2 separate regions of the Mus musculus genome follow, and region 1 is linked to region 2. A link is a loop called in an ENCODE intact Hi-C map of the cell type or tissue named here. Cell type or tissue: heart. All regions are shown on one strand. Links, peaks and the distances in the headings refer to the core of each region. The heading gives the core; the rest is flanking DNA.

What was found. Peaks named below come from ENCODE experiments on the same cell type or tissue, not always from the same donor. Only the 100,000 strongest peaks of a DNase experiment are listed, where the experiment ranks them.
Region 1: a loop joins it to region 2, with 1.9 times the contacts of the local background. A loop is called at or near these places in 4 of 42 quality-filtered maps.

What each region holds. Positions count from the first base shown.
Region 1 is chr13:56,131,695-56,140,059 of GRCm38, forward strand. It overlaps Macroh2a1 (macroH2A.1 histone), which reads right to left and starts at 3,856. Exons shown (of 9, transcript NM_001159513.1): 1 at 3,652-3,856. In heart, for the core only: no CTCF peak of the experiment used is centred there; DNase peaks (open chromatin) are centred at 1,447, 3,307 and 3,847; H3K4me3 peaks cover 2,939 bases; H3K27ac peaks cover 2,641 bases.
Region 2 is chr13:56,085,686-56,094,050 of GRCm38, forward strand. It overlaps Macroh2a1 (macroH2A.1 histone), which reads right to left. Exons shown (of 9, transcript NM_001159513.1): 6 at 4,073-4,172. Among named protein-coding and RNA genes, the nearest start is that of Gm31485, 31 kb to the right of the region's middle. In heart, for the core only: a CTCF peak has its summit at 5,110 (motif pointing right); DNase peaks (open chromatin) are centred at 2,386 and 7,086; H3K27ac peaks cover 2,535 bases.

The DNA.
Region 1 (8,365 bases), core at 62-8,061, 46 kb after region 2:
TTCCCATCAGCGGAGAACAGAGCAGCATGTCCAAAGGCTAAGGACTTACAGCCATGGCTGGTGGGTATGGTCTGGAGCCTTCTCTGGGATTATTCCTTAACACCCATTTGTGAAGACCCATCTGTCAAGTTGCTGTAAAAGCCGAGACCATCAAAAGTCAGGGAGTTTGTGCCACCTTAGGAGTTCCCAGGAAGAGAAGGTCCTGATGGCTGAGAGACAAGTCACACAAAGGATTATGGCTGTGGCCATCTTTGATCCTGTTTACTGTCCCTCTCAGCACTGAGTAATTCCAGCCAGAGGAAACTGGCGAGCCCCAGTTGCTGGAGCAGAGACAGCCTTTCTCAGGGGTGACCAATGTTTTCACCAGCACAATGAGAAGCCAGCATCTACAAAAGTTCTGGGCTGCCTTCATAGGTGTCCTGGAATGCATACAGCCTGCAGGTTGTAGGCTGTACATGGAACCAGTCAGGGCACTCAAACCAGGGGAATGATCAATTCTGAAGCCTTCATCATCTAAGCTACAAATATATACATACCCATTCTAAAGGAAGATATTGGTTAGGACTACTAGGGAGTTGCATCAGAGAACCTGTCTATGTGTGGAGGAATCTCATCTGTGTCCAAACACTGTCAGTGAGTCCCACCTGCTCTATTCCCTGCAGCCGAATGAATGTCTGTATCCATGTGCATGCCACCTTCCTTGTCTACTCTGACCGTAAAGGCAAGGCAGAGGCAGTCCGTTCTGCAGGGGAGGATGGTGATTCTGTGTGCAGTAATCTCCATTTACTTCTGTCCTGCTAGAATATCAGCACTGGCACTGCTCTTATGTCCCCAGGGGCATGTGGCTATGCTGCACAAGCCAAGGCACTGTGACTGGCTCGGAACAGGAACCAGTCCTTGTACTCTAGTCGGTCAGGAAGGATTTCTCCCCATCCATCAAACACTAAATCACAGAGTGAGCAGTCTACAACCAAAGGAGGGGCTGCACACAGAAGAGATTGGGGCACACAGACGGACGCTGCTCATGTCCCACTTCTAGTGGTGGAGGAAAAGCAAACCCCAAACCCAAGTACCACTCGCAAGCAGGAAACAGCTTGTAGCTGGGGCCCGACTGCACTGTACTTCCTGAGCTCTGTGGAGGGACGGGTCCTGCACTGTAAAGGCAGCTTTGCCACTATCTCCTCCCCCTCCACACCCCCGGTAAAGACTGTGCTATGACAGCTCCAAAAAAAAGTTTTTTTTAAAAAAGCCATTAGAAGAATATGTGACCTTAAGAGAGCAAGAGCCGAGCCAGGCCAAGTATTTGGAAGCTTCCAGGTATTTGCTACACAGGGATCCCAACTAAGAGTGAGAGTAGGCCTGACCACTGCTCTCTGTCTCCTCTCTTGCTCAAATCCCTTTGGGGGTTCCTGGCTGCTCTTAGGATCAGCTGTGGTTCTGATGGGATTCCGTGGAGTATCCCCTGTCCTCGCCTGACCCTGCTACCCTGAGCCTCTAGCTTTCCCTCACAGGTTATCTTCTACAACTGGCACACGTGGTTTCTCCGGCCTCGGTCACGTGCCCCCATCTGTCCTGCTTTGGCCAGCAAACTCCCCCCCTTGATCTTTCCAAGGCAGATGGAGCTCAACCCCACTTACACAACTGTCCCTCCTCTACTGATGTCCAGCCGGCTCTCCAGGGCAGGGCCTGGCATTTCTTGCTCATGATTATTTCCTAACCCCGACATAATCACCTTTGGGGACATACTAGTAAGACACCAACCAGGCAGGGCTGCTCTCAGCAAGCAAGTTATAGGACTCTTTGGAATGAAGAGTTGGCCCACTTAGCTGCACTTACAGGAGCTGTAGCAGGAGCCCCCGCCCCTAAGCCTACAGAACGAAGGTGGTGGGTTTAACAGGTAAGGGTCCACCTCAGCCCCACCCCTTCCCATTTCATATTTCATTAATGGGCTCTGAAAAGCCCATCAAAAGCCAAAGGCTACTGCAAACCTCTGAACATCACATACAGATTAGTAGTTTCTCTCTTTAAATAAATCTTTCATCGACTTGGGGCACCATCAGCTCCAAGCTTGTCCCTAGGGGAGGCAGAAATGGCTTTCTAGGACCTGAGAAAATGGCAGACTGAACTGTACCACTCCCTAAAGCTGGCCCACGTAGTAGAAAGTAAGCCAGTAAGGAAGTTATCATATGTGAATTTCCAGACCAATCTCAGTGTGATACAGTGTGAGCTCTCCCTTCCTGGTGAAAACTATGACCTAGCTCGTAGCAAAATGAGAAAGAGGGAAAGTTTAAAATCTCGGGAGACTCCTCATCCTTAAGGGGAAAAAATCCCCACAAGTTGAAAAGGTTGATCGAGTCAGAGGTTGTGTGTAAGCCCAGTTGCTGTTGCTCAATTGGTCAATTGTGGACAAGCTGTAGTAACTCCAGTAGCGAGTATGAGGGTGTCCATTTCAGAACTAACCGCAACTTTGACTGCACACCTTAAGGTGAACCTACAGGAAATTTAGTTGGGTTTGGACTTTTGTCTTCCACTCCAGCACAGACTTTCAAAACTGGGACTCCATGCTGCAGTGTCTACAAACAAAACACTTCCTCTCTTTTAACAGTAAAACCTCAAACCACAGAGGTGTCAGCAAGAGGGAAACCGAAGAGGAGAACCCCTCTAATTGTCTATTCTTCTAAGCTGTTTTATTAGATCGTTAAAATCTTACAAAGACTTCATAATGATTGTAATTGTTGGAGACGAGATCTGCCTCAACTGCTTGTTCAAAAGTTACACCGTCAAACCTAGAAAACACTTTCCCCTGCATTTCTTCAAAGACTCTTTCAAGCAATCTTCTGCCCAGCAGTGAGATATCGGTGGTCTCTGCAGGAGTGGGCGCTGGGCTCAGCATCTTGCACACCTGTTGTCAGGTGACACCGTCAGCAGCATCCCGCGCCTCCCATCTCTACTCACCCCACCCCCAGAGACTCTCAGCTGTCCCTCTGCGCGCGGGGAGCCTCCAGTCTTCCAGAGTCACCTTAAAAATAACACCTCCCCAGCACAAAGCAAACAAAAGGCGAGCGAGAGCCGCGGGGCTTCCATAGCTCCTCTCCAGCCCGCCCCGGCCTGGGATTCCGTCCGCGAGTGGTCCCCAGGCCTCGCCTGCTCAGGCCTCGCGGCGGGTGCCCCACCAGCCGGCCTCACAACGGCCTGTGGCTCGCGCCCCACTTTATTGTGCCCGGGAGGGCACGCGCGGGCCGGCGGCGCACGAGCAAGTAAACTCTGAGCACAGCAGCTCCGGGCCCGGGCGGAACGGCTGGTCACGGCCTCCGGGCCTCGGTGCCCTCGGGCCCACGCCATCCCTGGCTCTCCCTCCCGGGCAGAGGGGGAGACCCGATCAGCCCCTTGCCCACAAAGCGCCCCGGCGGGGGTAGGGGTGCGTCTCCGAGCGAAGTTGGTTTCCGGGTTTGCTTTCCGAACAAAACCATCCGGACCCGCACGCTGCCCCGGGCAGGGCCTTGGCGGACTCCGGGCGGCCCGAGGTCCGAGGGTAACCGCCGGAGCTTCCCGGGCGCCAGGCAGTGCCCCGCGCGCGGCAGCAGTCGGGCGCGCGGGGCCCAGACGGGGCGGACCGGCAGCCTGCGGCTCCGAGGCCCGCGCGGCACTTACCGGGCGGCTGCACGGTGAGGGGCCCGAGGCCGGTCGGCCGCTTGCGCCGGTCCGCTCCGCACTCCTGCCTGGCCGCCCACGCCTCCTCGCTTCCCGCCCGCGCGTCCCGCGCTCGCGCCCTCCGCCCGGCTCCGCTGGAACCAGTGAACTGGAACCACTCGCGGCGGCCCCGGGATTCCCACAATGCACAGCGCGCCGCTCGTCACATCCCTTCCCGGCCTCGCGCGTCCGGCCACCCCTCCCCGCGCCACTCGGCGCCCCGGCCTTGACCCCGGCCTGCCTCGGGCCGCGGACGCCAACGACGCCAGCCTCGGTTGTACCCAGGCCTTGGTGCTCTGCGCCGCCCCCCCCCCCCGCCCCCAGGCATCGGTCTGCGCGCGGGAGCTGCAGGGGTCCGGCCTCAGAAAGGTGCCTGTAGGTAGCGCGGCTCTGCAAGCGTCTGCTGTGAGCACCTACTGTGTGTCTGGTGTCCCCTTGTCCCCAGTAGCCTCGTCCACAAAGAGGGAGGGTAGAACAATTGCTGTGACCAGGGATCTTCTTCTGCCCGGTCAGCACCAACTCCGCGCCTCAATCCAGCCTCCTGACTTTTTAAATACAAGGCAGCTGTGTGCCCCAAGATCAGCTACCGTAGCTCAACTCCCTTGATCAGTGGGATTCTACAGAGCTGGCCTCAAAGTCTGGTCTTGCTTTGCTCGTGGAATCGGTTAGCTACCTCCACCAAGCAAACGTTTGTTGACTACTGGCTCCAAGTGGAGACTTACTGATTTAAACAGTTGATACTTTTATTACATATTAAGGTGGTGGGGTGGGTGTCAGCCAGAGAAAGGGCAGCAACATCTATCCACAAAACTAAAGACTCTCCTTCAGGCCCAGGCTACACTAGAATATTAGCAGGTTTTTGGTTTGTGACCCTTTAACAGCTGGGCCATCTCTCCAACCCTAGCGCATTTTATAGACACAAAAAGCATTGTCTAAAGCCCCTGGCCCATGCATTCATTATTTCAAGTAAATATCTGGGACATTCTGCACACCATGCATAAACTTGAGTGTAGTTGTGAAATGGTGAACAGAACTGGCAACTCCCACCCCACCCCACTCCACCCTACCCCCATCCCGCTTTCCTGGAGCTTACAGTCTGGTGGGAAAAGAAAGGCAAGAGACAAAGGAATCACACATTACAGAGTATAAATTCTCAGAGGAAACAAGGTAGGAAAAAAAAATCCTAGGAAAGGTAAGCAGGGGTGTATTTGGTAGTCTTGAGGCTGAAGAGATGGATGGCTCCGTGTATAACAGCACTTCGTGCTCTTGCAGAGGGCCAGGATTCTGTTCCCAGGATTCATTTGTGTGGTCCTGATAACTCCACTGGGGGGGGGGGGGGGGCTCCAGTGCACTCTTCTGACATCCATGAATATCAGGCACCACGGGGTGCACATACACACAAGTAGGCAAAACACTCAAACACACAGAATAAAGTAAGTCCATCTAACCTTTTAAAAAGAGCGAGTTTCAGTAAGAAAGAAACATTTCTGGAAAGGCCTGAGGGAGTAGAGGGAGCAAGCAAGCCATGGAACGGGTACTGAGGAGGAGTACTCCAAACATGAAACTCCAAAACTATTATGGGCTGGAGTATGAAAATGAAGTCCAGAAAATGGAGGGGAAATGGCTGGACTTCTTGTCACTGTAGCAAATTAAAGGAACAATTTAAAAGAGAAATGTTTTTATTTTTGACTAAGTTTCAGGTTTTAACCCATAGTCCATGGCTCTAATGACTAGGCCATATTGGAGAGCAGAGCATCAAAATGGCAGAGTGACAGAGGCTACTCACCTCATGGCAAACAGGAAGCTAAGGGAGGGAGTCAGGACAATATATACTCCAGTGATGGACCCTCTGTAACCTAACTCCTCCCACTAGGGCTCGCATCCTAAAGTTTCCAAGATGTCCTCAAGTAGTGTAACCAGCTAAAGACCATGTCTTCAGTGAACTTGAGGTAAAGGTGGGCATTTCATTTTCGAGCCATGATATCTGCTCGTGGGTCCTAAAGGCTCAGGATCATCTCAAGAGTTTCAGTGGTCTTGGTTATTTTCAACGTTGTTCAAACTTTCAAGTCTAAAACCTTGAGACTCCAGGCAAACTCTTTCAACTGTGAGCCCCTAGAGCTTCCTGATGCTGTGACCCTTTAATATGGTTCCTCATGTTGTGGTGACCCCCCCCCCATTCCCAACCATAACATGAGTCTCATTGCTACTTCACAACTGCAAGTTTTCTACTGCTATGAGTCATAGTGCAAATATCTGACACTCAGGATGGCTGATAGGTGAACCCTGGGAAAGGGTCATTTGACTCCCAAGGGAGTCATGACCCTCAGGTTCAGAAGCATCGCCCTATAGAATTGAAAAGCCACTTACATACTTCTAACATGCAATGGCTTGGAACAAACTCTCCCGTTCTGAACAGGGAGAGGGGGAGCATTGAAAGGAGGGATGAAACAAAGAAAGACTGGAACTTACTATGTCTGGGATCCGGGACAAGGTGAGTTGCTCACTGTAAACCTGGCTAAAAGCATCAAGTGACAGCCATGCCACACTTCTATACTACAGTGAGTCCTCCTCCATCAGATTTGTTAATTGTTTAAACTCATTCCCCTATGTCTCAGGATACAGACAACATGTCATAAACATGGGCTCAGTCTCCTGTGAAGTCATTGTTCTCAACTGAAAGCTCACAGGCACAGTGTGTACTGTCCACATTCCTTTCCATTCTGGTCTTCTGCGCTCCTATCAGAACCATCTCTTCAGTTCTGCTCACAGGGCTGGACAGTTGGTTCAGTGATTAAGAGCACTTGCTGTTCTTTCGAAGGACCCGGGTTCAATTCCCAGCAACCCACCAGGAGGCTCAGTACTTCCTCAGGCACCAGGCATGCATGTGGTACACAGGCACACGTGCAGGCAGAGCACTCATATGAATAAAATGAACTTTTAAAAGATTTAAATTCTGCTTCCGAAATTCTAGGACTTGTCCAACCCAACATCACCAAACTCTTTATAATTCCTCTCACAGGCCAGGTGGAAAGACATCTAAACCACATAGTATTTCTCATATACTACTGTCCCAGCTTGGTCATAGCTTTATTGTTATTATTATCATTATTATTATTGCCAAATAACTGAAAGAAGCAAATCAAGAGAGGAAAGCTTTATCCAGACTTACAATCCCAGAGCATCACAGCAGGCGTGCATGATGGCGCCCCTCACATCACAGTGCCTGTGATGCAGAGAGACTATGAGCTCCTTCTGGCTTTCTCCTCCCCTTTTTAGTCCCAGCCTGTGGTACGGTGCCACCCAGATTCATGGCAGATCTTCCTTGTTAATTATTCCTCTCAAAGAAATACTTTACTAATTTGGATGCCTCTTAATCTATTAGAATTTGCCATCAAGATAAGCTGTCCTGGGGACTTGACAGGGGGACAGCTGGAGAGATGAAAATGCTTTGAATTCTGAGACACAGTGCTCAAGGCACAGGGGTAGGGAGTTTAAGGGAAGCCACATGCTGACCTCTGAGTCCCTGGGCAAGTGAAGCTGGAGCCTGCAGTCTCCTTGTACCATCTTCAGCCCTGGGCCTCCAGTATGCTATCCACACAGACTACAGTAAGAATACAGTAGTGCTCTTGTTCTAGTAAATACAACAAGGCTCCCCTCCATCTCTGCCTTCACCTCACACTCTGCTCTGACCCTCCTTCTCAGAGACCTGTTCTCTTCCCCGGCTGGCTCAGGGACACACACCAGCTCCTCCTCTTAATTTTTAAAGACTGTGATTCTTTTTTGTTTTTTCCAACTGCAAGATAAATATGTGCTCATAGTGGAAACTAGAAAAGTTAAAATGCTCGAAAAGTTAAAAGTAATAGCCACTGTAAGCACTCCCTGGGAAAGAGTGCTCCTCTTTGAGTGAGGGGCAGTTTGTGGAGTGAGACTGGCTTCCTAAATCTGCTTCCTATTACAAGTGTATGATTTCCATACCAGTGCTCAGCACCTGCATTTAAACTTAATGGTCCTTCGTGAGCATTTTACCAGCGAGTTTTCCTACAGTCACAGCTCTCAAACTATTTGGATTCAGAACCCCTTGGCACTCTTAAAAATTACGGACAACCCTGAAGAGTTCTTGTTATGTGAATATATACATTCACTAGTGAGGTCTAAGGATATAGCTCAGCGATAGAGACCTCACTTAGCAAGTGCATGGCCCAACATTCAAGCCCTTGCTCTCCCCCCTCCTAAATACCATTAGAAACTAAAACTGAGAAAATACTCAATGAAGTGTTCATTGAAAAATGTTAGTGTTAGCATTTCCTCCAGGCTCCTTCCAACGCTTACATAGCAGAGGCCAGGTACAGGTCTGGTTTGCTATAAAAAGAACTGTCTGCTCTCTCTCTCTCTCTCTCTCTCTCTCTCTCTCTCTCTACCTCTCCCCCTCTCCCCCTCTCCCCCTCTCCCTCTCTCCCTCTTTCTCCCTCTCTCTCTCCCTCTTGCTCTTTCTCCTTCCTCCTTCCCTCTCTTTCTCTCTCTCTGTCCTCTCTCTCTCCCCCCTCATCTTTCTCTCTCTCTCCATGGTTCCTGGCCAGCTTCTTCCCTTCTTTCTCTCTCCTCTCTCTTTCTGACCTTCTCTGTTCCCTTTCTTTCTCTGCCTCTACTCCCTTCTCTACACCCCCTTCTCAGGTCT
Region 2 (8,365 bases), core at 236-8,235:
TGCTCTGGGCCTCAAGGGCCCCACTCACCCCTCAGACATGGCTACGGCCCAGATGTGAGACCCCGATAGGGGTTCACTTGCAATATCCATGCAGCTGAGGAAAAGGAGTGTGGGGTCCAAACCAACCAAGTTCATGAGTCTAGCCTGCCTTTAACCCATCTGAGGAGGGCACGGATAGTCCGTCGGCTACTGCGTAAGGCTCAGATTCTCTGTCAAATCTATTCTTAGGTGAGAACTGGGCAGTCTGAAAGTGAGATATCAAGCATTTCCTAAGAAGAATGCGCTGCTTTATAACTGAAGGTGTTTTAGCTTAGGAGGAGTGTTTACTTTAAACTTTTTTACTTATAATTAAATGCTGCTTTAATTAGAAGTGAGATTGCAAGCTAAGAATACACTTAATGCATTTCTCAACCTTACAAACTAAACCCTAGGTCGCAGGCAATCAACCCAGTCAGGACTTGACTCCTACACACACATATGTATGCACATGTTCATGTAGACACACGTGTACTTTTTAACAAGAAACAGGCCCATTTTCAACCATGTTGTCAACACTCTTAATATAAGGAAGGCTCTTGCATTTTAGGCTCAACCTCAGGGTTAATCGTAAAGCAATCTGCTGATTGGCCCCCAAGCGTAACCATGTGTTACTCCCATGAGAACGAGAACATTATTTCATGCTCAGAAAGCAGGCATAAGTATCAGTGTTCAAAACAGCCTAAGCAAAGCTTTAGGCTTGGACAAACGTCAGGCTCAGCCTGTGGTCTATTTCACTGTTAGAAAGAACTGTTGATGGGCAGAAGTTAATCACTGGGCTAGGCATTCCTGCACTCGGATCCCTTCTTCCAGCAGTCAGGACTCAGGAATTCACACGGAAAATGCAAAGTGCAGCCGGTTCTCCCTAGCCTCCTCCTTCCCCTTCTCCCAAATCAGAGTGGGAGCTGGAGGCGACCGAGGCCATACATGAATCTGGATGATTACTGTTTTGGGATTGGAACAGGTTTCTGAGGCCAGTACTAGTTTGGACTGGATCTCTAGGCAGAGAAAGCAGAGGTGGGCTTTGGAAGACTGGGTTCCCGCTTGGTGCTTGGTCTTTCCTCCTACTGAGGTTTCTAGCCGTGACCCGGATGTGGGGGATCCCACTCTGCGGCTCACACTGCTTATGAGCCACAGAAGAGAGCAATCTCTGTGTGCATCAGGGTAAGGTGTCAGCACTGTCATTACCCGGTCTGGAGAGGACTGGGCTCTCTGTGGGGGCCACAGCTTGCTCACGTCACAGCTGGCTATAACCCTGTCTCAAAACTTCTATCTCTTCCCACATGGCCACTCTGCTAAACAGGAGCCTTTCACCCCACCAGCAGCTCCCAGGGCCTGACTGAGATATGTACGTTGCCCAGGGAGCTTCACAGATCCCCCTCCATCCACTGCCCTGGATGAAGGCTGAGCCTACTGTCTTAGGAGGGGGTTTAATTGCTTGCAGCCTGGTTTCATTACTGCCCACTTCCATCACGTCTGAAACCCAAAGGGTTCAGGAGTCATCAGCCCACATCGCAGTGTCCGAGGCAACTGTGACAGCAGGCTCTGACAGTGACACTTTGCCACACTGGGCATTAGGCCTAAGCAATCTGTACCCAGAGCACAGGACTCCTCACCTCATCCTGGGAGAATACAGTCTTGGGAGCTGGCTAGGAATGTCATCGTTCTCTCTGGAACACTGCTCAGGCTCAGCATGGCTATGTCAAGCCACAGTGAGGCCCAACAGCAGCATGGCCTGGGATTAGACACCAAGGTACACTGCCCATTCTTCACACACGCCTCATTATCAAGTAGAGAAACTGAGGCATGGAGGAATTACATGTCTTGGCCAGGCCCAATAACCAGTAGATAGTGAGGCTAAGATTCAGGTCCCTCCTAGCCAGGGAATGCCTCCTTGTGACATAACCCCTCAGGGTAGTGCCAAGTACCAAACCCACACAGCAGATCTGCAACTCCAGGACTCAGCATCCTGCCTCTGCATACCTCAGTGGCACGCAGCAGCTGAGCACATTGGACTCAAAGCGGGCACCAGCTGCCAGGGGAGACCCAAGTGCTTCCTGTGTCTAGGACAGTGTTCCTCAAGTGCTGTTTATAAAATAAACACCTTCAATCTGACTGAAACCTCACACGTGGGGACACATTTAGAAAGGGTACCCCTTAACGTGTGTCTGTGGACACGCCCCTGACATGGGGAAAGCTGGGTGGGCACAGAGCCTGTAACTGACACCTCGGGGAACCCAGTCTGCAACAAAGCCGCACCTCACCTCACCTCACCAGGCAGAGAAAGAAATGTGTGGCTGCTGAGCCAGTTTCCAAACCAGAAGTGCCCGAGGGGGCCGCTGCGGGAAGCACAGGGCTGACGGCCAGCTGTACCTCTCCAGTTCACAACCCAGGGATGAAGGTCCTGGGAAGGTCAGGACGGCTGGAAGCGTGACATGAATGCAGCCTGCGTAGCTGTCAGAGGATCAAGCTGTCTGCGCGGCCGGCTGAGCATGCACACACACACTCGGCAGCACCCAGCTCGCATTACCTACTTCACCACCGGTGTAGAAGTCAGTGTTTGTCGGGTGAACGACAGCATCACTGTCGATCGAGGCAATGTCAGCCTGAACAACTTGCAACTATAACAGGTAAACAGATGTACATCAACTGTGTTGGACCGAGACCCACACACAGGCACATTTACTAAGGCCCCAGTGGCAGGGCTGGCCTACCTGGTCGATTCCAACATATGAGCCCAGGGGGCAATCAGTCCACGCAGTGTGCGCACGTGTGGGTGGGGGTGAGGACGGGAGGAGGAATATCAAATGTGACATGTTTAAATTAAACATTGGAAGGACAAGTCCAAAAAAAAAAAAAAGAAAGAAAGAAAGAAAAGAAAACAGAAAAAGAGAAACACACATATGAGATCATTTCCGAAGATTAAAAGAAATAAAACAACGAATGCCCCCGCTTCACCCTGCAGAAGCCTGAACAACACTGGCACCCCACGCATGGGGAGGCTACAAAAACATGGCATCTGCTTTGAAAAGAACGTGGACTGTCAGGCCAACCGCAACAATGAGTTTCTCCATTCGTCTGCAGCAGCCAACGTGGAGGCTTTGGTTTCTATTGCTTTTTGTTTCCCTTCAAATGACAGCCGAGGAACCAGCATAGGGCGTATCAGTTCTGCGAGTGGGTGGAAGGGTTTCTCCAGGCTTTTCTCTTTTCTACACTTTGGACAGAGCTGCTGCCATTTATAGCCTCTGCCCTTTTGCTTTACGGACGGCCACTGGTTAAAGCAGGCGGGAAACAAATCCCAACCGGGTACTTCTGAGCTCCGGTCTGTTTCTGGCACGCTGCTGTGGCCTGTCTGTGTGGGTGGGAGTGGGCTCCTGGAGGGGAGCCCCGTCGTAGTTAGGACAAGAGCGGCTGCAGTCCAGGGCAGAAGGCATGCAGAATATACCGTGGTCTGGGTTTAAGACCCTGCCCCCAGAGGCATACGGCAAGCCTGTGTGCTCTGGCAAGGCTGTGTCCCACCACATGGTTAGGGAAGGCTGATGGACAGGAGCTGGTCCATGATCAATGATGTCCAGCTCCGTGCTCTGAAACCTAGCTCGCCTCCCTCCATACACATGGAGTGCCGTTCTAACCAAAGGGTGAATGGAGAAACTGTTGTTTTGTTGTTACCTGACTTTTTCAGCTTAAAAAGAAATAAAGGAAAAGGAAAAGAAAAAAAAAAAACCACACATACACATTTTAAAATCCCCCCCCCCAAGAAACCAGCAGTCAGTCTGATCATTATGGAAGAGAATTTAGATGGTGACGTGTCTGCAATGCAGGGGAAGGGGTCAATCACATTGATGAGATGTAAGCGACCGTCTCCATTTGGAGTGGTCTAGAGTGAGTCAATGCTCAGGGTCTACAATCAAATGTCAACCGAGGACTGGAGGTCTGCCTTGACCACGCCTGAGTCTAGGCAGACAGAGAGCCTAAATTCTGGGTTCCACAAATTCTCATCTGACAGCTGGTGGTGCCAAACCCCATCCCCAATTACCTAGGTCATCTTTAAGGTCAATGTCAGCATTGGTAGGATTGATTATGGCCTCCACCTCAAAGCCGGCTAAATTACTGATTTCACTGTGAATAAGGTTCAGCTGAAAAGAGAAGCATGAGGTGGGAAATAACAGGAGAGCCGGCAAGGTGCAGAGGGCAGGGCGTGGGCGGGGTGTGGGCAAGGGCGAGGCGGCGGGCACTCGCAGTGCACAGGGCACAGAGGAGAGAAGGAAGAGAGAAACCGGGAGCCGCCGGCTAGTGTGGGTCTACTTCAAACAGAAGACTCCCGTGCCATGGGGCGCTGAGGGGAAGCGAGCTAGGTGGGCGCTCGGAACCCGCAGATGCTGCTTAGGGTGAAAGGGCACAAGCCACCCTGGCCTGGAATAGAAAGATGGTGGTTCTCCTTTAGAGGAACTTCATAGTGACAGGACCCAGAAGCAAGATGCTCAGGGGTGCGGGTGAGGGGGGCCCTAGGGCAATAGAGGAGAAATGCTAGCTGGCTATGTGGACACCTGCAAGGTGCCATTGTTCTGCGAGTGTGTAGCTCTTGGAGACTATTCTCACTGGTGACCCTCCCTGTTACCATCTTGGTCAGGAGTAACAAAGAGTGAGAACTACCTGTTCCTGGAACACTTGACTTTATACGCCTGCTACTCGCATGATGCTGGAGTTCTGGTGATACCCGGGAAGACACCCAAGCAGGAAGACTCCCTCAGTAGCCTGTAGTGATGTAGCCTATAGCCTGTAGATGGCTGGCTTGCAAATACCTTGAGTTGTGTCTGCCCAATCAACTGGGTCTTTCTGAAGGGTCACTAGCCTTTCTCCACCTGTTGCTCTGTTGCCCTGGCAAGCCTTGGTTACTAATGAGGAGCAGCAGGTGCTGGCTTCTGCTGCCCTGGCCCTGCCGCACTCCCTCCTTTTCTTTTGGTTCAGGTGTGGCTAGACTTGCACCTTCACAATCTCTGTCTGGTCAAGGTGCTCCTTCTTCAGTGACATCAATAGTGCCCTAAGCAGCCCACAGACCTAGGCCTGAGCCTGCAGGGGGCAGCACGGCTGAGTCCTTGTTCTGGCCTGGGGTAGAGTGGTGGAATACAGGACAGCTCCTGGCAACTAAGCCCCAAGGGGCTGAACTTCTGGAGCCATTTTGGGATAAAGAAAAAAACTGGTAAATTATATGCAAGGGAAATGCACCCCCAAACTTCTGGTCCTAAAAAGCTGCTAGATCTTCAGAGTCTAAAGGTACTTTAGACTAAGAGTCCTTCCTTGGGAGAAAGCAATGGTAGAAATGAATGTGGTCATTTGGCCAATGAAAGATTCAAAGACAGAATAAAGGCCAGAATTCTGCGCATGGGCTTCCTCCTCTTAGCGCCCGGTGGTGATTAGGGGTCTCTCACAAGCCTAACAGGCTTCTGCATCTAGCTGCCTCCCCATCAGGGGCTCCTGACCCAAGAGGCAGGGGCACTGGAGAGCACAGGCCCTGGCTGTGCCTTCCTGCTGGGAGGAGGTGAGGGCAGGGTGGGCTCCCAAGGACCAGAAAAACAAACAAGAAACTCACACTCTGTGAAAAGGCAAGAGGTTGGTGAGGGAGGGAGGGAGGGAGGCAGAGGAGGAAGTGGAAAAGAGAGCCTCTGGTGGTGCAACATGGGCGAGCACTCATCTAAGTGTCTACAGGATGAGATGCTGAAAAGTCATGCAGGGTCAACCCTTCAAACTCTTTCTCACTGTACGGGCACGTCTGGGAAATGTATTCTCCAGCTGATTCCACCAGCCAGGAGGCATCCTCCGACCCTCGGTGGCCTGCGACACCTCGGTCCAGGGGAGTGGGCTCTAGGGAAACTGGAATGCCCTGCCTTTGCTGGACAGAGGCAGGAAGCAGCTGCAGACAGAGCTCGGCTACTTGGAGAACTCTTAGTCCTTCCTGGCCTTCCCGTCATTCCTTCTGGCCACCAGTGGCGAGCATTCTTAGATGCAAGGACCACAGCATCTCAGGAGGCCTGCTGCTTAGCACTGGTACTAGTTCAGCCAATGGAGGGCTGTCAGTCTCTCTCACCACCATGTAAGCATGAGGCTAATATTGGATTGTCCATCATGCTTGTACACCAATGTTGAGAACATGGCACTGGGTTGGCTATAAGTCTGTGCTGCTCTTATAGAATATACACAAGTATGAAAAGATTGAGAATCCTCTGGTCTACAGAGTGTGTGACAGCGACTAGTGGGGAGAGGACTGGGCCAGTCTTTGTAAAGAAGAATGGATAGCTAACTTGGCTAGGGCACGCTGAACCAATGGCAAAGGTCAGTAGTGAGGTAGAAAAAGACCATGGGCAAGAGAAGAAAACCCCTGACTACAGGGCACACGGGCTACATGGGCACAGCCTTCGAAAGGACCAATCTAGTAATCCACAAGTGAACCGCGAGGTTCTGGGCCAAAACAGAAGTCGGTTGGTGTCGGTCACCTCTTAGCCAAAGAGCATTCAACCACACACAGTGTATGGCAGAGGAAAGGGACGTGAATCACAAATCAGACGGCCAGAAATTGTGAAAATTCCCAATAGTCTGATTTTCTGGGAAGGAGAAAGATCTTTAGTGGTTTCAATGTTTGAGTAAAGTGATTACATCTTTGTCATCTTGTGGGAAGATTAAAACCTTCAGTTTTATACCACAGCATGGGAACTTTAGTGCAGCTGTGAGTCCTGTTGGCTGCTGCAGGAACACACCACTGGGGCATTGCCAATAAGAGAGCAAGAGTGTGTCCCTTTGGCGACAGCTGGAAGAAAGGGACTTATCCCAGAAAACTGCAAGGTCCTTCCCCTGCCAGCAACCTATCACCCTGATCTCACCCCTGTGGTGGCCTGTCTCTGACACCTGCTATATACTCAGGCCACCTAGGTTGGTCACGTCCTATTTAGCAATGAACATCAAACACCATTAGATGCAACTCTTGAGCTGCAGGGAACATCTTCTCTCTCTTAGAGTGGGACTAAAGGAGACAGATGCCAGGTTCAGTAACTGGGTCTTGGCCAAGCTAGCATTCCAGCAGCGTGACGCGGGTCCAGCCTTACTGGGGTGGGGGAGGGGGAGAGTGTCTGGAACTATGGCAAGAGGAAAGTGGCCTGGTTCTACTACCTTGACCTGACACTGTTGGCTAAAGGAAATAGTACAATCCCCTTTAAAATCGGGCTAGAAATTAAATTTTAAGACATGTGAGTGAGTATTGAAGATTTTCTTAATGGCATATTGGGCCTAACTGTCAAACTCTGGTGCCATTCATGACAACGAAGAGGGATGCCTGTGCTGGTCTCACTTTCCTGTGTTACCTACATCAAGTGGATTATTTTCCTGGCCTCAAAGTCCACTTCCCTGCTAAAGGGAATGGGGAAGGGAGTTGCCTTCAGCAGAGCTCTTCCTAGACACCTCATGAGGTCCATCTTTCCCAGGAGCCACAGCAGGCCACTCCTGTCTTCACATCTGTGCTAGGCTGTGCCTATGCCACATGTTCCTAGTGTAATTTTTCCCAGAGCCTTTGGCCATCATATGGTAAGCTTCTGGGCAAACAGTGCCTTAGAAAGACAAGGCTAACCAGAAGCCGCCCGAGGCCAGGATGGCGCCACATAGTATGACTGCATTCCCTGTGCTAGTTCAGAAGCTGGGCAGCACTTTGCATGGACGGATGGGGTTGCTAGTTCCCTCTCTTTTGCCAACTTCTCACCCTCAGAAGTGGCATGGGTCAAAAGGAATCCCTGCTACCATGATCCTGATCATTTGGGAGGTTTGGAGACTCAATTCTGCCCTCCCTAACCTGCTTTCCCAACTGCTTCAAATATTCTACCGAGGGACAAACCTTCACTGCTGACAGAGCCTTGGATGCACACACTGCCAGTGGTTTGCTGTTGTTGCTGTGGGGCTTTCTGTTTGCTTGTTTTTAATAAACCATGAGGTTTTAAAAGGGCCTAGGAAAAGCCACACATCTCAGTGCAACCACAAGGCAAAAAACAATGTGTGTGAACATGGAAATCACAGAGTAATGAGGGGGTTGCCCCTGAGACTTCAGTCTGAAATGCATCATTAACAATAACAATTAGAGCCCAGGCTCCTAAGCCCAGGGCTGGCCCTCCTGCAAGTAGCTTAGCAACCAGCTCTGGCCCCAGCATCACATTTCTCTGCCAGCTTGCTTGCTGTACTTAAGGATTGCTTTCGCTGTCAGCCTGGAAAGGAGGTGCACAGAGTAGGGTGCCACAGCCGTCCCTTCTAAAGTACACTTTCAGAAATGTTCTCTAAAACTCAAGCCAAAATT